2 separate regions of the Mus musculus genome follow, and region 2 is linked to region 1. A link is a loop called in an ENCODE intact Hi-C map of the cell type or tissue named here. Cell type or tissue: left cerebral cortex. All regions are shown on one strand. Each heading gives the region's core, and the rest is flanking DNA. Links, peaks and the distances in the headings are about the cores only.

Region 1 (10,780 bases), core at 1,914-9,913:
CACCATGTGGTTGCTGGGATTTGAACTCCAGACCTTTGGAAGAGCAGTCGGGTGCTCTTACCCACTGAGCCATCTCACCAGCCCAGGTGTGGAGTCTCTTAATAAACTTACATAGCAGAGTCCAGAGGAAGAACCCAAAAGAGCCCAGGTTTCCGAGCCAAACTATAATATATGGTTAAACCATGAGTCTTTGTCACCTTAAAGGTGATTCCTGTAAGGACTCAGCAAGAAAGGAGACAGAGATCATGGCATGGCCATGGTTGCATGGCTGGGAAATGTCAGCCAATCCTCTGAGGAGCTGCAGAGTGAAGGGGGACGCGGCTGGGAACTGGAGGAGCCACTGCCCTCATTAGAACGTGGAGAAGAGCTTGGTCTAACTCTGTTCCTATCCCAATATTTTTAGAACTTGCAAGTGAAGAATTAGATATTCAGCTGAAGGCATAACTGAGCACTGTGTGGCAGGCATGGACTGATGCTTTTGAAAGCTTAGAGCAGACTGGAGAAAGAAAAAAAAAAGGATTCCAAAGTAGAATTTTTAATCAAAAGAAGAGAAGTGTAAAAATGTACAAAATTCTCCACCTACTCATTAAAGAAATGGGAAAAGTTGCTCAGGGAGAGCAAAAGTGTGGAGCCCGATGGTCTTGCTACAGTCAGGAACCATCCATTCCCAAGAAGGAAGAATGATCACAAAAGTATCGGCAAGATCACCCAACAGCCCCTCTGTCACAGGCCTGCAGTTTCCGGGGGCCTTAGAGACAAATTTATTTCAGGTGTTGGGGAGGGAAGGGAACAGGGGTGCTGTCGCTTGCTCAATCCCATATCACACAGCTAGCTTCCCACTCCACCACTTCACTCCTCAGCGGCCTATGTAGTCTTCCCCAAGCCTCAGTGCTATAATGGCATAGCTGTATGTCTGCCTACACTGCAGAGGGTCCCTGTGAGCTTTTAAAGCTAGGCAGACCCACTGTGGGAACCAGTCCAGATTGTCCCAGATACTACAGTTCCCCACAGAACTGGACGGGGCTGTGTGTCTTGCTCCTTACACAATACCTGAATGTGGACAGCGTGGTCCTCAGGCATGGATAGACCTGCTGAAGGCACACCCTCCCCCACTGGGGGCCATGCAGCAAGATCACGGACAGAATTCTTGGAAACATCCCGGACACCTTCCCTTGCCTCAGACTTCAACAATCCTACAATAATCACAACAGGATACTGGTATACCAAGCCTGCTGCCCAGTTTCGTGCTTCACCGGGAAGAGATCCAAGGCTGAGTAAAACAAAGTAAGCTCGGTGTTACACCCTTTAGGAATTTCAGGTCCATTTTATCTGCCAATTAAAAAGTTTAAAGATGGGGGGTCGGGCAGGGCTCGTGGATCCCAGACACAGTAGACAGCAACAGGCACAGGGAAAGTACCTACCAAGCAGCCAGGGGATTCCAAAACTGAAACCCAGTCCTCTGAGAGGTCTTGGGTTTTTTTTTTTTTTTAAGTGGTTTTGGTGGTACAGAGTGGAGGCATATTCTACAACACTGCCACTTCTCGTTTTCTTTCTGCCTCCTTCTCCGTAGTGTTCTCGGAGCTGAGTGGAGTGCTCAGCACTTACTTGCTACCAGCACTTCAACCCGTTAGGACTGTGCTGCTCTGGGGAATGGAGGTTTTGATCAACAGCCCCTGGGCTGAGGGGAAACCCTTCCTCCATTTCCTACCTCTAGCCAGAGCTTGACTGAGATCCTGTGTATGGCAGGCCAGACTCCTGCAACACCCCCCAACTTCTTACACAAAGTTTCCCTTTGTTATTGTTATCATGAGTTTTGAGTGCTTTTAAGGGCCTTATGGGGCTAAAAGAGTGGATCAGCAGTCAAAGAGCTCTGGACGCTCTTCCAGAGGACCTGACTCTGATTCCCGGCACCCACATGACGGCTCACAACCCTCCTGTTCCAGGAGATCCAACGCTTTCCTCTGACCGGTGTTGGATACAGCATGTATGTGGTGCACAAGCCATACATGCAGGCAAAACACCCATACACATAAAGATAAAAATGGAACATTTTTAGCTGTAGCCCAGTGGCTGAGCACTTGCCTAGCGTGTTCTAGTATCTGACTATAGACACAACACCTCAGAAGAGAGGAGAAGACTGGGGTGGGGAGAAGGGAGCTACTTCTCTTGACAGCTTTTTGCCCAAAATAACAGCCTCAAGATTCCCTCTTACTGGCCCTTGGTCCTGTGAAGGCTCTATGCCCCAGTATAGGGGAATGCTAGGACCAGGAATGGGAGTGGGTGGGCTGGGGAGCAGGGGGGAGGGGATAGGGGATTTTCTGAGGGGAAACTAGGAAAGGGGATAACATTTGAAATGTAAACAAAGAAAATATCTAATTAAAAAAAAGATTCCCTCTTACTTTCTAATTCAAATGACATTTTAAAAATGCTGCAGGCAAGATAATACCCATAGTTCCCTTGGTTCCTCTGCCCTCTACTGGTGAGGTCTCACCCTTGAAAACTTTCCCTTCCCACCAAAGTCTGAGTGTGCACACAGGACACTCCCACAGGAACGGGCGTGTGCATTCTGGTCTCCCCCAGCAGGAGGGGAATCCTGTTGGTCTGCATGGGATAGAGTGGTGACTTCACAGACAAATCCCTGTTCTAAAAATGTGATGAGGCCAAGAAAGAGAGAAAGCCAACAAAGCGGCTGGAGGTGCCCTTGCTGGCTGAGCACGGCCTGCAGGGAGGGGCCCACGGGTTCCAATCACACCCGGTAGAGCCCATGTTGCAAGTGATGGGGCCCTATCCCTGCTGCCTTAGTTAGGGTTACTTTCCCTGTGAGAAAGCACCATGACGAAAAGCAGCTTGGGGAAGGGAAAGTGAAGGGACTGAGGTAGCAGAATAAGCTCCATTTTGTTGAAGACTCCATTCTAAGTTAATTTGCCCTTAGAGAGGCATGGCCACTACCCTGTGAGGTCTGAGAAAAAGCATGAAATGTCCCTGGCAGTTGCAAAATAGACACAGCAGCTGCAGCGAGCTGATAACAAGAGAGTGGACTAAGAAAACATAAATCAGCTGGGCAGTGATGGCATATGCCTTTAATCCCAGCACTTGGGAAGCAGACGGATTTCTGAGTTCGAGGCCAGCCTGGTCTACAGAGTGAGTTACAGGACAGCCAGGGCTACACAGAGAAACCCTGTCTTGAAAAAAAAAAACAAAACAAAACAACAAACAAACAAGAAAGAAAGGAAGGAAGGAAGGAAGGAAGGAAGGAAGGAAGGAAGGAAGCATAAGTCTTTCCTAGGTCAAGATGCTCCTTTTGGAAGTGTGGTCGCTCCTTGTGGTATAACCAGGGTGCTGTAAAACAATTAGCTTCAAGACCAACATTCCTTTACCCTCTCATATAACGACAAGGCTTAGAAACCCCTGCCTGCAGCTTTTCCCTGTATAAACCCCCTTCACCTACACCTCGGGGCCCATTCTCCTATCCCGTTACATCAGGAAGGTGTGTGGCCCAAGTTCAAGCTTGAATAAAGACTTACATGTGCTTGCATGGGAGTTATGGTTCCAGGTGGTCTCTGGGGTTTTCCTAGTCTGGGTACCACAAAAGACACACTTCACTTCAGCTTCCCCATCATTGTCTGCCATTAATGGAAGTCTGGGCAGAAATTGAACCAGTAATTTGTTTCTCTTCCTGTTGCGGTTATGCAAAATAAATCTTTCACTTCTCATTATTACTTGTCGTTTTAGTGGTGTGGGAGTCAAGGCCTAGGCTCTGTCTCTAACGGCACCTACCACAGAGGGAGCATAGGAAGAAATCAGTGAGAAGATAGATTCAGGAGGAAGCCAGAGATAGAGGGCTCAGGGGCACAAACCCCAGGGGCTCATTGCCTTCATTCAGTCTTCTACCTCCTACCATCTCCCATTGATTAAATCAGAACCCTCAGGATCTAACTGTTTACAAACGCCTCACCTTGAGTTTTACTAACCTGCCAGGTATTTCCTGACCTAATCTAGTTGACAACCATCAGGCACCCTAAAATCTGTTTGGGAGAAGAGTTTCCATGTGGGTATTCATTTGTGGATCTGAGGAACCATTTACTGGATAATTGTGCTATCCAGATAGTTGGAGCTGGACCTCTGGGATGACTCAGCAGATGAAGGCACTTGCCTAGCAAGCCTGAAGATGTCGATGCCATTCCAGTAACCCACCGAAAGGTGAAAGAACAGAGTTAAGCCCGCAGAGCTGTCCTCCTAGCCAATGTTGGGATAGACACCGAGCTTCGTACGTGATGAACCGTGACCACAGTGGAGGTGTGGGGGTTGGGGAGACAGTAGAAACAGCACAATAACTTGGCAGAGTTGGAGTTTTCCTGTTTCCTTCCACAGTGGCTTGCTATTCCCCACCCCTTCTGCACCCCCACATCCACTGAATATCCCATCAGCTGTGCCTTCTGCCCCACTGGGAGCAACTTCAAGAAGCTCTGACTGCAATATCCTGAGTTCCACCCTTCTTTCTCCTGTGGCCCTAGGCTGAGAGAAGGCAAGAGCCATGCAGTGTGACTCACAACCCTGGCATCTACTAATCATAGTCCTAGGGAATATTTTATCATCCGTCCCTACTATGTGGAGGGTTTGTTTCTCTGTGTTTCTTATATTTACCTTATACCCAATTGCCAAACATGTCTTCCTGGTTCCAAGAGTCTAGTAAACAGCTCTGGGGCCTTTCCTGGGCTTGGTTTAGTTTTGTTTTGCTTGGTTTTGTTCTTGTTGTTTACCCACTCGCTACTTACTGCTCAGTCTAGCCTGGAACTTGCTGTATAGACCAGGCTGGCTTCAGACTCACAGAGATTCCCTTGCCTCTGCCTTCCAGAACTTAGAGATGTGTTGTAAGTATATGCCTTTGTTTTGTTTTGTTTTTGTTTTTTCAAGACAGGGTTTCTCTGTGTAGCCTTGGCTGTCCTTCTCATTTTGTAGACCAGGCTGGCCTCGAACTCAGAAATCCTCCTGCCTCTGCCTCCCAAGTGCTGGCATTAAAGTCGTGAGCCACCACTGCCCGGCAAGTATATGCCTTTTAAAGGTAAATTGTTTTCACTTGCGCAGAAGACACCATGACAAGTGGCCGGTGTTGGCAAAATAGTTATTGCCTTTATTACCAATAAAGGTTTAAAATGTATCCTTTATTGTGGTACATGGTTCAGTAACAAGCGAGCTGAACATGAATTAATTCGTGACATTTTTCTTAACTTCTACACACCCATTAGGCAAGAAGTCACATGCTTTATGCAATAAAATGTGAGAGGTAGTTCCCATTAAATAGTACTCCCATTAGAAGAATCAGTCCAGAGCCCACAGAGGTCATGTGGCAGAGTGACCTCCAGAGACTTCAAAGCCAAGGCTACTAGGAATGCTGTGACTTCAGCTATGCTCCCTGTGGGGTCACACACGTACTAAGGAAAGCCAGCCTGAGGACACAGGGCCTCCCTGCAGAGAAGACAGAATGCAGGCCTCCAGCTAAGGACCGTCACAGCCTGGCCTGCAGCAACTGGTCTGTGTGTGGCTCTCTCTGGGCATCAGCTTGAGTAGTGTCCAGAAAGTGGTAAACGGCCCCTTGCACTGTGTCTTCGAGGGCACCAAGCAAATCCTGAGGTAAAAGCTATTACCAGTAGCTTAACTGGGCTTTGAGAATCACAGCCTCAGACAGCTCCAGCTGGGACCCAATCTCTTGCTCTCCAAACAGCCTGGGAACTGCCATGTGGCTTCCCACTTTCTGGAAGAAGTAGAGACCAAGCCTTGGTCCAAAGCAACTAATGTACTAAAATCTGGCCTGTTGGCAGCCTTACAACAAGTGGAGAAATACAACCAGGTCAAAAAAGATCCAACACTTACCCAAGCTCAGCTACCAACACTGTGGCTGGCAGCAGCCCCGTGTGTTTCTCGACTTCAAGACCAGGTTAGTAGGAGCATTCTCCTACTGGGAAATTACTCACTCCCACGGGAGGCTGCTGAGGGCATGTAGGTATCCACATCTAACCTAGTTAATCCTGGTGGCTTTGCGGGATGCACAATTCGCCTTTTGGTCTCCCAGAAGCCAATGGCTAGTTTTTATGCTGGTGGGTTACTCAGTCGCTGCCATCCTGTCCTGCTGAAGGAGCTCAGCCTAGCTGGGTACCACGCAGCAGGCAGAGCACAAGGTCAGCTCTCCGGGATCCCAGCACCAGCGCCTGTCCCCAGGGGACTCCTCTTCCATACCAATATGAAGACATCTTACAGACTTTGAAGATTTGCCTGGAAAAAGGAACTCCACAACAGAAGATGAGGCCATCTGCTAGGCCAGCCAGGGGTCCTATGGACGGACAGCTGAGAGCCCTTTGAGATAAAATAGCTCGCTTAGAGGGGACAAAGCCAGCCAGTTCCCTTAGCAGAGTGAGTTCCCTAATATAGCTCTCCTGTCTCTGGGCTGTGATTTCCTTATGGCCAGGGAAGTAGGGCAGTAATGAACGCTGCTGCCACTAGAGGGCGCATAGGATCCTGGGTTGGGGAAGCAGGGAGGAGGAGGGCTCAGAGGGCTCAGGAAGGCAAGTGGGGTACAAAAGGGAGCTGGGAGAAGGAGGTCTGTAGAAGAGCCTCTAGAAGTGGGGTGGGGGGAAAGCAGCCAGAAGGAAGAAGACAGGAGGAGGCATATGAGATAAAGCTCCCTGGGAGCTGAGCCAAGAATCCCAAGGATGCAGAGGTCATCCGAGGGCAGAGGACAGATAAAAACCAGACACCACCTAATGGGATGGGGGGAGGTACTCCCACCATAGCTGGAGAATCCAGAGACCCTATCTCCCATGAGTTCTGATATCATGAAGACTTTATTGAGGAGACTGGGCTCTACTAGGAGGCCAGAGGCCACACAATCTGTACAAAGGGCGTGGAGACTCTTGGCAGAGTTCTGGCCCCTTTCTTCTCTGCGTCTTTAGGAAACCAGAAAAGGAGCCAAACTGCTGTGAAATCCCCATAGCCCTCAAGAATAGTTTCTACTTTAGTTAAGAATAAGTTTCGGGGAGGTTCCAAGGCTTTGCTTGTGCAGATCAGGCTAAAGGCCGAGTTCAGAGGAGGCCGACGAGAACCTGAGTCCCTGGCCTGCAGTCTTTTGACTTTGGCGTCCTCTCTGGAAAAAAAAAAAAGATTTCTGAGCAGGAAGTCAAGTGTGGCCACTTTTCTGAGGTGCTGGAGGAACCTTAGTCTGTGTGTGAGCAACAAGTGTGGCCATCAGCGCCTGAGCGCTTCAAGGCTGAGGCTACCGTCAAAAACAATACATTAAAACCATTCACCTACCCATTTCCAGAGACAAGGTTCCTTCATGCAGGACCCAATGTGTATAAGTTCAAAATCAGATATGGCAACAGTATCAGAAATATAAGATCTTGCAAGTTTTACAGAGAAGACTTTGGGGGGAGGGGGCGAGCAACCTTGTACCAATTCTCAAACACACTGTGTAAGAGGAGAAGAAATAGAGGATAAGGGAGTTATCATCCAGGAGCTGGAGGGTTCTATCCGTGCAGTCTTGGCAAACATGGACAGCCTGCAGCCCTTTGTTACAGAACACTTCATTGTATTTCCCTATAAAAGCAAGTGGGAGAGGGTTTCCCACCTGAAGTCTAAACATGAAGAAATCATCCTGACCCCCTGACCCGTTTGTTTTTACTTTGTATATAGAGATGAAATGGTTTGCTGAAGACCTGCCTTCAGGAAACCAGCAGATGATATTCCTCTTGAGCTGGTCCTAGCTGGGAAGGAAGCAGAAGAAGCCACAATGATGAAGTGGAAACGGAAACTCGTGGAGGAGCCCAGCTCCCCTAGCAGGCCAGGGTCACACGGGGCCAAGATGGAGACTTCTAGTGAAGCTTCCAGCAATAAGAAGCCTCTGAAGGAGAGCAAGAGGAGCAGGGACGAAGAAGCCCAGCAGGAATACCAGGATCCCCCAGCTTCTAATGCCATTGCTGTCAAGGAACAGGGTGCTATGTTGGGGCATGGCCTACAAGGCTTGGTTGTCCCTCCACTGCAACACAGCAGTCCACCACCCCTGAAAGAGCCAGGAGCCAGAGGCTTCTTGAGGTTTCTAAATGCTCTCTTCCCGTTCCAGTACTTCTTCAAGAAGAGCAGTCAGTGAGCCTTCCAGGACCACAGCACGGGGCAGGGGTCAGCATAGAAAAGATGTCCTCTTGCAGTAACTCCCCCTGAGCTACCACACCTTTTTTGCTTTTGTTTTATTTTTTTTTTCTTGCATTTATTTTGAGACAAGTGTTATTGTATACAGCCCAGGCTGGCTTCAGTCTGTGCCTCGGCTCCCAGTGCACTCTCACGTGCCATCCTTTTCTCCTGACCCCGGTCAAGGTCATGGGGACAAGGGTACCAGACCGAGTCCTCCCATGAGTTTATCCTGTTGTTTGCCTTTGGTGTTTCCTATGCAAACCAGTAAGAACAAGGCTAGAGAGATGGTAATTGAGTGCACACTGATATTGCAGAGGGCCTGAGTTTGGTTCTCAGTACTCATGGCAAGCAACCTGTACCTCAGCTCTATCAGGATGGCCTGGCGCTTTCTGGCCTCTGCAGAAACTTACGCGCCCCCCCCCACGCCCTGTACCCTCATAATCGGAAGAGCAAAACAAAACAATACTAAGAAGGGCCAGAAAGGCATCTTGATGATAAAGCATCCGCAGCCAGACCTGACAACCTGAGTTCAGCCTCCATGTATGTACCATGGCATGTGCCCCACACAGAATAAAATGTACTTTTATTAAAAACTTCAAAATAAATAAGTAAATGAAACACTAAAAAAAAAAAAAAAAAAAAAAAAAAAGAAGAAGAAGAAGAAGTTTCTGTTTCCTAAACCTAAGCCCTACAAAACATGTTTTTCCACCTGCACTAAACTCATGACCCCATGACGTATGTGCCCTCTCTCTTGCAAACTATGTCTTCCGGATACTTTGATCTATAGCCATGACCACCCCATAAAGTATGGGTCCCTTCCCACATGGCAAATGTTCCTTCTTCTATCTTACCTGTCGAGGTATTTTTTTTCCCTAACTACCAATTATCTTACCCCTGTAAAGATACTTACAGATTTTTTTTTTAATTAACCTTCTGGCTCTTCCCATAAAAGAGACATCATAAAGCCAGTGTGGAGCTGTTCCTAAAAGCCGGACTTAGGGTAAGACAGCTGAGGTCAGTCCTGGGGGAGGGGGCGCCTCTAAAATAAGCATGCTTCAGTGGGACGATCATGGATTGGCTCCTTCTCCTCACAGACTTGGGCTAAACATTGCACGAATAAAAAAAGGCTTGCTTTAATTAATAGGGCCATGATGATTTGAGTCGATAGTTTTCGCCTCTCATCTTTGGTATCGACAATCTTTACATCTGTTGGGTGGAGGGGCCGCAGACTTGACCATAGAGAGACATGAAGTGTGAGGTCTGCTGCCTGCCCCAGCACACACACACTGGTGCGTGTGCGCATGCGCATACGCGTGCATGTGCGCGCGCGTGCCTCAGTTCCCCCATCTCAGTACGTTCTGGTGACTGACTCTCTCATGCTGAGGAGAAGCTTCTGCTGCTGCAGTGGTGGTGCAGAGGTACAGGACTCAGTGCAGAGCAGGAGGTGCTGTCTACAATGTCCTCAGAATGAAGCTTCTGCGCCTTCTGCTTCATTGGCCTACAAGATCACTCCCTCCCTGGCTCTTGTTCAAGTTCTTGCGTAAGGTTCCCCGAAGCAGATGCCTCATCCGCACTTCAAGTTCCCTTACTCGCAGCCAACCACAGTCCCAACGTATCAAATAGAACATTCCAGGGACAATTCGAGGGATTCTGGCTAAACCACCCTAGCTACATTCTCAGTGAAGGTAGGCCAGAGAACTCAGGCCAGATGGGAGTGGGGATTTTGGAGGGCTAGGATATGGCCCCGTAAGATACGGAGACTAGTCAGGGTGATCAGGTGGGGAGGGTTGAGGGAAGCAGGCCTTGACATACTGACTCAGCAGGGAATCTAAGGGTATCTTAAAGGAAGTTAGTACCCTGGTGGACCCAGGAGAACATTCTGGAAGTAAGGCTACTGGAATTTCACCATGACCACACACCTGCATTCCTCTTAGTAAAGAATAGCAACTTCCTGGATGCTCATTCAAGGTTGGCTCAGCCCCGGGCAGAGGGAACAGCTGAAGAGGGAGGCACAAGTGGGCAGAGGGCCCCAGCCAGCACCTTGCCCTCTGCTTTGGAGGCATTGAGAATCTGTCTCCAAGCTAGCACCATGGACAGGAGGCCAAGCCCTACCTCACACAGTCCCAATCATTCCCAAAACAGCCGGTGAGGAGATGGCACAGGTAGGACAGGAAAGAGGGCTGGGATCTCTGAGACTTGACTTAGGAAATAATTGGGAAGCAACAGAACCTTCTTCCTATGACTATGACATTGTGTTATGAGGTTCTTTCTCACCACAACATTCCACCCCAACCCCACCCCCATTGCCATGGTTTGGTTTGGTTTTTTGTTGTTTTTTGTTTGGTTTGGTTTGGTTTTTCAAGACTGGATTTCTCTGTACAGCTCTGGTTGTCCTGGAACTCACTCTGTAGACCAGGCTGGCCTCGAACTCAGAAATCCGCCTGCTTCTGCCTCCCAAGTGTTGGGAGAAAAGGGATGCGCGCCGCCACTGCCCGGCCACTGCCACAATTTGCTGGTAGGCAGACAGATGGAGAAGGGGATATGACTAGGGAATCAAGGTAGTGACCTTCCAAGATGACAGGCTTCTCCCTCATCCTCT
Region 2 (10,780 bases), core at 1,640-9,639, 72 kb after region 1:
GGCCTACACTCCTCTCTTTCCCCCTACCCCTTCTGTTTCTCTCTGCCTTTCTATGTCTCTACTCTCCCAATCCCCCTCCCCATGCCCTAAATAAACTTTATTCTGTACTATACGGTCCTGTGGTTGGTACCTCAGGGGAAGGGGTGCCTCAGCATGGGCTTGCAGAGGCACCTCTCCCCCCTCCCCCCCGCAACCATACAGAGCTCTATCAAACATCTGCCTGGGTTTCTTTCTTTTTATAAAACATAACAGTCACTACCCAGTTCTCATATGCACCCAAGAAAAATCAAGCTTGTTTCAAATTTAGCTCCAAATTGTGATAGTGATCTTCTCCGCAAGTTACCTGACAGTGTGTATCAGTCTGAGGTTCAGCAGCCATGGGGAAGCATCTTCGCAGGAGCCTTTTATGTGAATAATGTGTTGGTGCTTGGTGCTGGGTCCTGGCCAGTCACAAGCACTAGATCCTTCCCTTCACAGCCTCATGGCCATTTTCATATACTCTTTATCTTGTTATTTATGTGAGGTAGAGCTTTACAAATGCCAGTCCATTTTAGTTCTGAAAACCCTTGCTCTGTATCTCTATCCACCTGTGTGATCAGGCAAGACAGTGCTGAGGTCCCTCCATCTTGTGCCCTCGGTAAGGCCATTTTCAGATTTAACTAGAATCTGATCTCCTTCATGGAGAATCCATTGAAAGCTACCTTGATTTAATTCTAGAAATCAAAGGTCAGCATGTCCTAGCTAACTTACCTTAGGCTTTAGTAAAACAGCTGGTTTGTGTGAAACACCCCTCCCCACTCCCTCTCCCCCCCAACCCCACCTCCCCACTGACTAATGGATCTTGGTAGCTTCTGATAAAATCTCTCTCTCTCTCTCTCTCTCTCTCTCTCTCTCTCTCTCATTAGATATTTTCTTTATTTACATTTCAAATGCTATCCCGAAAGTTCCATGTACCTCCCCCCTGCCCTACTCCCCTACCCACTGACTCCCAACTCCTGGCCCTGGTGTTCCTCTGTACTGGGGCATATAAAGTTTGCAAGACCAAAGGGCCTCTCTTCCCAATGATGGCCGACCAGGCCATCTTCTGCTATATATGCAGCTAGAGACACGAACTCTGGGGGTACTGGTTAGTTTATATTGTTGTTTAACCTATAGGGTTGCAGATCCCTTCAACTCCTTGGGTATTTTCTCTAGCTCCTCCATTGGGGGCCCTGTGTTCCATCCAATAGCTGACTGTGAGCATCCACTTCTGTATTTGATAAAATCTCTTGCTTCAAACTCTTTACTTTTTCAAAGCTCCCTGTGCCTGAGATGCCAGGATGTAGTTTCACCCTTTAAAAACTCCATTTTCTAGACACTCAGTGCCACAGCTAGATACCCGACACTTGGGTGTTGTCCCAGATGTCTGGAATAAAGACTTTCAATTGGCTTAACACTCAGTGTGAATGTGTGAGTGGCCATCTCTGGTGAGCTTCCAATAATTTCTGTTACAGTGGCCTTGAAGACTATGAAAATTTTGAACCTGTTCACACAAAAATTCAGCTCTCACCTCAAAGGGGATAAAAGAGAGTTCATCCTGAAGCCAAATATAAATGAGGGTGATCCGGAGGAAAGCCTTCGGTTAAATCTGATAAGTTATTTCTCTGCCAGTGAAATAGGCCCATTCAAGCCAGATTTTGAAATATGTACATGCATGTTTATTGGAAAGGTTCTCTCAGGCAGGTTCACTGGCCCCAAGGACCAAGGCAAGAGAAGTTTCTGAGGGGAAGGAGAGAGAGAGAGAGAGAGAGAGAGAGAGAGAGAGCAAGAAAATTCAAAATAAGTGGAGAGCAAGACGAGAGAAAAAGAGAGAGAAAGAGAGAGAGAAAGAGAGAGGAGAGAGATAAAGGGGGGCTGAAGGAGAGGCCAAAATGTAGGGATTATATATATATATATATGTATATATATATATACATATATATATATATAGGGAAGAGCCTCTGGGGAAGGGCAGCCTAGCCTCTAGACTGGAAAGTTCTGGGTTGGGGGACAGGGTATGCCAGGTAAGGAGTGAGGGATGCTAGGAGAACCTAGAGGCCAGATCTGCTTTGTCATGTAAAATATGCACCTCAGTCCATAGTACCCAGTGTCTAAAACCAAACAACCCCAAGTTCCAGGTATCAATAAGATGAAGTTTTTATAGTAACAACAAAGGAAGTCCTCAATTGAGGTACTTTTCAAGCACACTAGTGAAAACGTCAGGTAAAGGGGTTACAGCGAATTCAGGACACCTCTGCTATAGGCTCCAGGTGGCATCTGATGACTCACGGGCTTCTGGTAGGAGGAAGCTAGGGTGTTAAAATGCAGTCCTAAAGATTCTGTTAGTCACAGGATGTTACATCAGAAGAGAAGTAGCCAAGGAATGGCCATTAAGGGTGGTAAATAAATCCTAAAATAAATTACAATAACCCTGAACCTGCAACATTGTAACCACTGCACAGTCTCAGCCGTTCTGTTCTATTACCAGCTTTGGAGATGATTCAGTGCAAGGTGAGGCTCCTTTGCTGCAACTTTCCTTTGAAGTCCCCACCTCCATTTCCTGGTAAACATCTGGATTGCCATTACTTAAGGCCATTACTAATGCGCTAGGCTACCTGGGCACAGGGATTATGGCCATGCGTCCTCCTGTTTGAACAGTAAGTGCTCTTCCTCAGGAGCCACTTCCCCAGCCCAGGCTGGGCTCACACTCATGTTCTTCCTGCTCGCCTGTCCCCAGCGCTGGGACTGCAGGTCAGCACAACCACAGCCGCTTAAGGCTTTTTTCCTAAGTCCGGGGTCTCTGTTATTGCTTGGATTCTGGTGTAAGACACCATCACCACATCTAAGTCCTTGGTGTTTTCCTGCTTTGTAACAACTGTAGTTTTGTAACTGAATACGGTGGGTTTGCACCATAGAAACTGCTTATGTATGCCAGGAAAAGAGAAAATGAGAGTCCCAAAGATCATCTTTATAATCAAAGCTGGAGGATAAGGGAGAGACTTAGACTTTGGAAGCTGAGCTCTGTGTCAGGGCAGAAGGAGGCCCAGTCTCAATGCAGAGGGGAGCGCCCCTAGAGGCCGAATGTAGATGACAACCATCAAGGTTATGATCTGGATGACTGAAGACAGGTGATTTGGGCTGGTTGTATGTGGTTTCCTTAGAAGGGCATTATCTGAAACAAACAAGTACAAAGACTGAAAATTAAGCATCTCCTCCCGCTCTTTGTGTGCATGTGTTTCCATAGACTTTAGAATAGGTAGGGGAAATAATGATAAGGATGAGGTATGAATAAAACTACGATGAGCCTAATTTTAGTACCAGTGCTGGGCTAAGACTTCTAAAGTCTGACCCAGATCACTCTATTTTATCCATATTTAATTAAGCACAGCACACATTTGGAAGAAGTATTCAGCTAATGATCAACTCAGCCCTGTGAGTACAACAAAGCTTAAGACATGTTTACATTGAATATCTTTACTTCAACTTAGATCTTAGCTTCATCCATAAGATGGTTTCTTGTTGATTTAGAAACAATGCTCAAGATAAAGATCTAGGAAGAGAGTGGATTGAGGTGTAAGGGTTGGCCTGGCCCAAAGATTAGATACTCACTTAGGCTGTTGGAAAATACAAATGATATCTCACACAAGGATGAATTTTATAAGCTAGAGGCAATGATTAAGGTTTAATGGCCTGGGAAAAGTAAAACATAAATACTTGAAGATGCAGGCCAAGCCTGGCTCATCAGACAGAAAAAGATCACCAGGTTGTGATCTACATGAACTATATGGAGTCCTGGCATTCCAGGAGAGGTAAGCCAAAAGCCCCTCACAGGAAATGGTTTCCACCTCTGGACTAAAAGAATCTGACAGGGCAGCCCCTACCCACCATTGATTGCTCATCTCCTGGGCTTCCCCACCACAAGCAAGTGCTCCTTGGAAGTGCACTGTGCTGATGTGGCTTGATGATGCTTCTTCACACGCATGAGGCCCTGGATTCCTATCCACCAATGGGGGTGTGAAGGGAGATGGTTACATAAAGAAGGCACAGTGCAACCATTGCTCACCAGGCAGAGAACAGAAGTCTAAACCAGCCACAACACAAACTGTGGGTTCAGCAAGAGCCTTTGCTTCTGCAGATGAAACAGTGCTCTTTATGTCCCTCTCTCTTTCCCCAGTATCAGCCCTTTCGGAAGCCCACCCAAACCAAGAGGTACACTGTTGGGCTGTGGGTGTAGGGGAAGAGGTGGGAGGGAGAGAGCCCATGTCCAGCCAGAGTTCCTGTGCTCTGGGCAGGTGGACGCGGGATGACTGCCTGAAGCTTTAGACTTGGCTCTGAAGTCACTGACCCCACACGGCGGGGGTTGGGGGGTGGACAGGGGCAGCCCCCATAATAGGAGCCTCATGGCAACACTCTTGGCCCCAGAGATACAGGAGGGAGGGCAGAGGGAGAGAGGTCCCATGCAGGCGAGAGTCTTAAGTCTGGTTTGTGGCTGGAGCACAGTAAGGTCTTCTGATGGGAGATTAGGCACTGCTCATTAGGAGAAAGCCTATACCATCGTCCAAGCACAGTGGGCCTTGATGAACAGAAGACAGTCTATGGTTTTAGAGCTTGATTGTAGAAAGGCAGGGGGGAAAGAGAGAGAGAGGAGAGGTAGAAAGAGAGGGGGAAAAGGAGAGAGAGAAGAAAGGCTAGAGTAAGAGGGAGAGTAAGGAAAGTAAAAGCTTAAGAGACAAGGAGGGGCCAAGCAGCCCCTTTTATAGTGGGCTGTTATCTTGTTGTTGCTAGGTAACTGGGGAGGAGTCTAGCCTGAAGGCAAGCAGCTTGGGACATTATGTGGGGTTCTACTTCTCAACTCAACTGGAGACCAGACCGTCTGTGCATAGTCCATTGACCCACAGTCCACCACTCTGAGCTGGCTAACATGGGAGAGGTAATGTGGGTGGCTGAAAGGGCAGAGATGTGAACTGGCAGGCAGGACTTGGCAGACTCAGTGTAGCAAAAGAAAAATGGAGAACTTGGCTGGGAGAACAAAGGGTTTATTGGACTCAACAGGGGGACATTCAGGATACATGTGGGAACATTGCAGGACCCCAGATACTTATGTGTGGATGGTGATAGCATAATACCTTGGAATTCTGCCTCTTCACTGTGCTGGCTGTGTGCCTCCAGGGTCATGAGCAGCAATCCACAACAAAATGACATTCTAGGAAGTACAGACTTGAAAGCCCTAGAGAGGATTAGAGCACCTACCTACCCAGCAGGGGCTATAAAGGCAAAACATGGTATTTCACACACTACTCCCACCTTGGAGCTTCTATAACTCATAATTCATCACTAGAGGGCTCCAGGAAGAATTGTTGCACATGAGGATAAAAGGACAAGGGTGGAGGTCATTGGGAGGACCATCAGAGCAAGGTCTGCAGGAGGACTGAGCTCAGGCTGAACAGAAGCACCCCTGCCATGGTCCAGGTGCTGCCTCCATTGGGAACTGCTACATTGCAGAGGTCTTCCTGGCAACAGGAAGTCTTCACGTTGACCTTAGTACCCAGGATCTCCATACTTTCAATATTAGGAGGGCAGATGGGTAAGCAAAGATTGTTCTTTACTTTCCTTGTTTGAGAATCTGCAAGAAATCAGGGAGTGACTCACTTCTTATGCAGGGACAACAGAGCTTCCCAAACTCTGGCCCACCCAGCATAGTTGGCAAATCCTAGGTCCTGGTGAAAGATCTTGTCTCAGTAAACGAGTTGGAGACATGACTCAGCAGTTAACAGTACTTGTTGCTCTTACAGAAGCCCAGGGTTTGGTTCTGAGACACACAACCATTCCTAATTCCAGTTTCTGGAGATCCAAGGCTCATTTGCATAAAACAGCAAGCAATGCCTGAGGATCAGTAGTTAAGGATGTCCTCTGACCTTTGTATACATTACATCACATATGTTCATACATGTGTACCCACATTTATGGACACACACACATGCACACACCACAAAGACACAGCCCAGTGTAAGATCGCCCAGTGGCACAGCAGAAAGGGCAACCAGCATCTCAGACTCTTTCAGTTCTCCAGGCAATTATTTCCTAGGAGACAGGACACAGGCAGGATATGCTCAGGGAAGGGAAACTGGATAGCAGGGTGGGGCTGCTCCTGCCTTGTATATCTGAGGATATGCCTAGAAACCAAAGAAACTTTGGAGGATCTGATATGTACTAATATCTCTTTTTATCAACATTCCTAAGTCATTCCAGATTCCTTCATTATATGCAAAGACTCACTAGATGCTTCCAGCTCTCCTAGTCTGTCAGTGAGCCAGTGAGACCATAGACCTAAAGTATAGGCAGGATCATCACGTGACTACACTGGCAACAAAATGGGATGATAAACACTGTGAATGCCAATGGGCAGCCCTGCTTGATGATCACATCCCAGCACATCCCTGGACCCCAACAGCCCCCACTTTGCAAGAGTTCTCCTCCAACACAAGGAAAGCTCTACTTGGGGGGAGGGGAACCATGGTCCACAACAAGTGCCCAGACTCGACATTTTCTCCAAAGCCACCCTCAGCCATCTTTATATAGGCCACAAAGAACTTACCCACAATAACTGCTGCCTCCTGAGTAACACAGACTCCATCAGGGTAGGGGCAGGTAATTGATGGGCAAGAAGTCTCAAATGGGACTCCATAGCACTGGTAACACTCCAGTCCCTGAGCTGAGAGACAAGCCAATACATGAGGGCTAGTACATGCAATTCCTAGCCCAGACCCCTCCTCTCCAATGTCTTTACTTGCACACAGCTGCTGGCTGCTAGGTCAGAGCAAGGACATTACTGTTCAGTCAAGAGTGAACCAAGAACCACTGTTGTTTAAAGATGCCTGGTACTGCTGTCTCAGCTACACAGCCCCACAGGAGACATGTGCACCCCAAGAGATATTAAAGAGACAGCCACCATATTGGGAAGATATAGATACCAAATGTCCGCTGAAGCAGTGAGTGGGTGTGTAAGTAGATGCTGGGGCCACCAAATAGAGAGGGCTCTTCTGACCTGTCCTACCCTACACCTGCAGAGCTGGCCCCTGGGTATTGGAGCATGACAAAGCACAGAACTTCCCAGAGTCAGCTTAAAGCTGAGGCTCACCATGAGGCTTCCTGCAATACACATGTAACTACAAGTATAGGCGTATCTTAGAGCTCAGAATTTCTTAGAGTACAGAAGGCATAGCATTTGGGTCTCATGTGGCATGGGCTGGGACATAAGGAAAAGTCAAAGTCCAGGCAATAAGGATTCCAAATCCATTGACTTGGCATCTGGGGAGAAAAAGAAGGCTCTTCCAGTTTGTGTGCACACAGGCCAGTGTCCTGATTGGGAGGCCAGTGCAGAAGGGTAGAGTCTAAGGACAGGCTGCTCTGGTGGCCAGGTTCTGTGGCAGAGATACTGAGCTCCACGTGTCCTTTTGGTATGTGGTGATGGTTGCAAGGCAGGTTCTGACAGGTTTACAGACCCAGTAAAGCACCCCACCACAGAAGGCTTCACCCACCACAAGCCCATTCCCAATCCCATGACCCCAGCACATCTCGGGTACTGGGCACACAATGGAAGTGTAGGTGTACCCACAACCCTGAGGCCCTTTTCCATCTCCATTGTATCCTTCTGCCCCTCTCTCATTTTCTACCTCACCTCTTTCTGCACACAGTAGGGCCACAAGAAGAATCAGCAAACAGGACTTTGTAGTGTGAGAAGTGTCCATCCTCAGAGAAGGGCTGCACAGATAAAACCTTGGAAGTTGGAGCCAATTAATAGACCCCCAATCACATCCCTGGGCTCTCACAGAGCTCAGGCATCCGATCTTCCCTCCCTCCAACCCTCCACACAGCTTTCCCTGAGGAATACATGTCTGCCTACTTCTCTCACCCACCACCCACCCAGCTCTTCCTTCCTAATCCCACACTCCCAACCCCAGCCCTATCCTGAGGGCTCTTCCCTTTGTCACCTAGCAGCTCCCTCCTCACACCAGTCCTTACTTCCTCTCAGACAAGGTTGCAGGCACAGTGGCAAGTTCTGTCAGATGTGGACTGAAGTACTTTAATTTCCTTCAGCTCCTCCCAGCTGGCATCCTGAAGAGGGAGGGGTTTCAGTACTTAACCTTTTCCAGGCCATCATGTTTATTGGTTAAGAGGTAGCAAGATTTGTTTGTGACCTGATCAAGCCAGATTTATAGCAGTTGGGGAGGAACCATGGTGCAGGAGAACTGAGAGGGCCGAGGGCCAGAGGCCACAGTTGACTTGTGCTTGCCAATTAGAAAGCAAGGGAAGAAGTCAAGTTGCTCAGCCCTTTACTAGTTTTTGTTTTGTTTAGCTTCGTGTTTTTTGTTTGTTTATTTTGGGTTTTTTTTTGACTTTTTTTTTTTTTTTTGAGACAAAGTTTCTCTGTGTAGCTTTGGCTGTCCTAGGACTTGCTCAGTAGAACAGGCTGGCTCCAACACACAGCTATCAAAGGGGTGCACAACAGCCGCTGATACTTCTGCCTCCACTACCTGGCTTTTTTCTGTGTCTAAATAGAAGGTATGGTTTGCAGTGGCTCAGAGCCAATGGCCCTCCTTCCTATAAGCAGGAAAACAATTTACAAATACTTAAAGACTGGCTCTGGTGAGCAAGCCCCCAGTAGGCTCTTGCATCCACAAAGTGAGAGTCCTGAGGCAAGAACTAACTGGCAACTGGGATGGAAGTTACCAAGCAGTGTCTGATGTGTTTGGGGATGTATGGGGCTGTGTGTGCTGGACAGAGGTAGAGACCTGAGCTGGAAATCATCCTGAGATGATACCACAGCAAATGAACAGCTGTGCTCACAGGACAACTGAGTCCCAAAATGGACCACAGCATCAGTGAAGCTGAGCGCACCCCACTTAAGCAGGGAAGGCTGCTTACACTCCATGGCCTCTGCCCGAGCACCACTAAAAACCCCTTCCTTCTTACCCTATAATATATCATATAAGCAAACAGTTTGCCTCCAACACCGCATAACCCAGCACAGTGGTAAGAGGAAGAGAGCAAGCAAGAAATGTTGTCTCTCTAATTCTGTCACATGCTGTGCTCGGTATTGGCTCATGCATGAAGAAGTGTATGTGAAAGAAAGAGCAGGAGACAGCAAGCCTCTGCAAACAAAGAAAAAGCGGCAAGGAAAGATCCAAGTGATAAACCCTGCCAATGTCACCACCCAATGAGGTTATGAGGCTTTTTTTCCCCCAGAGGATGGGTGAGGTCACTTACAGGAATATGCATAAATTCTGAGCAGCTTAGTCACCACCAAATCTCACCCCATCATAAAAGCAGTACACGGAGTCCCTCTTTCAGTAAATCCTCTGTATCCTCTATATTCTAGTATCTTCTGAGACCACTTGTGCTTGGCGGAGAACAGGAGGGAGTCATGGCTGGAACCCCAGGTGACAGTCCTCCCTTCTGAGTATAGAGAGTTCTGCCCATTATCACAGACCTATTGCTGTTTTGCTCTTCTGACTCTATTTATTGCCAGGGCTCCTGGGCCAACATTATCCCTACTCCAGGATGACAACGGGGCCATCACCTTCTCTTTGGAGGGAAAGGCCATATAACCACAGTGCCGTGCACTGTTTCTCTAAAAGTCTTAAACTAGGAATTCTCATGAGTCCTCCAGTTTCCACCCAGCCCCATTGTTGGGGAGCTAGCTTCCCTTAGTGGTGGACTCCTGCCCATTCTACTGACAGACCACTCACATTAACTCTTCTGGGAGAGGGCTACAGTGTACTTGAGTAATCTTAGAGTTAGAGGTACCAGATGTTGCCAGGCTTGTGCTAGAGAAGCCAGGCCCTCTGCAGAGAAGTCTTCATGCAAGACAAAAACACACCCAGCCCTCTCTCCTGCCTTCCAGTTCACCTTGAAGCCTGACTATTCTCACACTCAATAGGTCAAACCTTAGCCAAGCCCATGCCCCTATTCAGAGAATGAATGACCTGTGTTAACTAGCCAGGGTCACATATTTTTTCCTCACTACCAAGAGTCATAAAGCACAGGTTTCATTTTAACTAAGTGTACTTCCTCCCAATGCCACTTGCCCCTCCCCCATGCGCTGTGGTCTTGGGATGCAGAGCAGCTGGGAGCAGGGTGTTGCAGGGATGGTAGGCATAAATGATTCAAAAGACTGTGTTGGAGGTTACCTCCTTTATTGAAATAAAGGGGCTAGATTATATAGCTTGAATCAGGGGCAGGGAGGAAAAGGGTAATTTAGAAAGGGCCACATTGGGTCAGGGGTCTTCCAAGTGTATCAGGTAGGTTATCAGACTGCCAGTCACATGATTTTTAAGCAGAGAGTTCTCTGGTGGGGAAACAGAAACCTAACTGGCTTTATCGTGACTTGGCTTTTGTCTCTGTGGAGTTGAGTAGGCCCAAGCCTGATTTGGGTCCTGAACATCCCCACTCCTGCAGTGCTCTAGGAGAGCTGTCCAGGGGTATAGGCAGTATTAGCATTTCTTCTAGGCTCTGCCCTGTAGTTATCTAGCAACATCCCGGGATGCCTGACTCACTGTAAAATGGGCTGCTTGGGCCCTCCTCACTGTCTTCTTTTGCTTTTTTCCTTTCTTCCTCCCTGTTCCTTTTCTCCCCATTCTCTTTTCCCTCTCTCTCCACATGGCCTCTACCCCCCCCCCCCCACTTTCTCTATCTCCACTAAGGACAACAAATCCCCTCCCCATGCCCTAAGTAAAAGCTATTCTATACTCTACACATCATA

What was found. Peaks named below come from ENCODE experiments on the same cell type or tissue, not always from the same donor. Only the 100,000 strongest peaks of a DNase experiment are listed, where the experiment ranks them.
Region 2: it touches region 1 in a loop (3-fold over the local background); 6 of 42 quality-filtered maps call a loop at or near these places.

What each region holds. Positions count from the first base shown.
Region 1 is chr15:74,917,160-74,927,939 of GRCm38, forward strand. Gm39556 (a long non-coding RNA gene) reads left to right here and starts at 9,325. Exons shown (of 5, transcript XR_003951655.1): 1 at 9,325-9,866. It also overlaps the pseudogene Gm6610. In left cerebral cortex, for the core only: CTCF peaks have their summits at 2,494 (motif pointing left) and 6,481 (motif pointing right); DNase peaks (open chromatin) are centred at 2,586, 4,210, 4,285, 5,808 and 2 more places; H3K4me3 peaks cover 665 bases; H3K27ac peaks cover 5,665 bases.
Region 2 is chr15:74,989,839-75,000,618 of GRCm38, forward strand. It overlaps Ly6a (lymphocyte antigen 6 complex, locus A), which reads right to left and starts at 8,193. Exons shown (of 4, transcript NM_001271419.1): 1 at 8,041-8,193; 2 at 7,697-7,779; 3 at 6,614-6,730; 4 at 5,039-5,641. The coding sequence starts at 7,766. The coding sequence ends at 5,424. All of the region lies in intron 1 of Gm28068 (a long non-coding RNA gene), which reads left to right. It overlaps Gm41348 (a long non-coding RNA gene), which reads right to left and starts at 4,609. Exons shown (of 2, transcript XR_875429.2): 1 at 3,904-4,609; 2 at 2,160-3,190. In left cerebral cortex, for the core only: a CTCF peak has its summit at 3,094; DNase peaks (open chromatin) are centred at 2,278 and 3,098; H3K4me3 peaks cover 711 bases.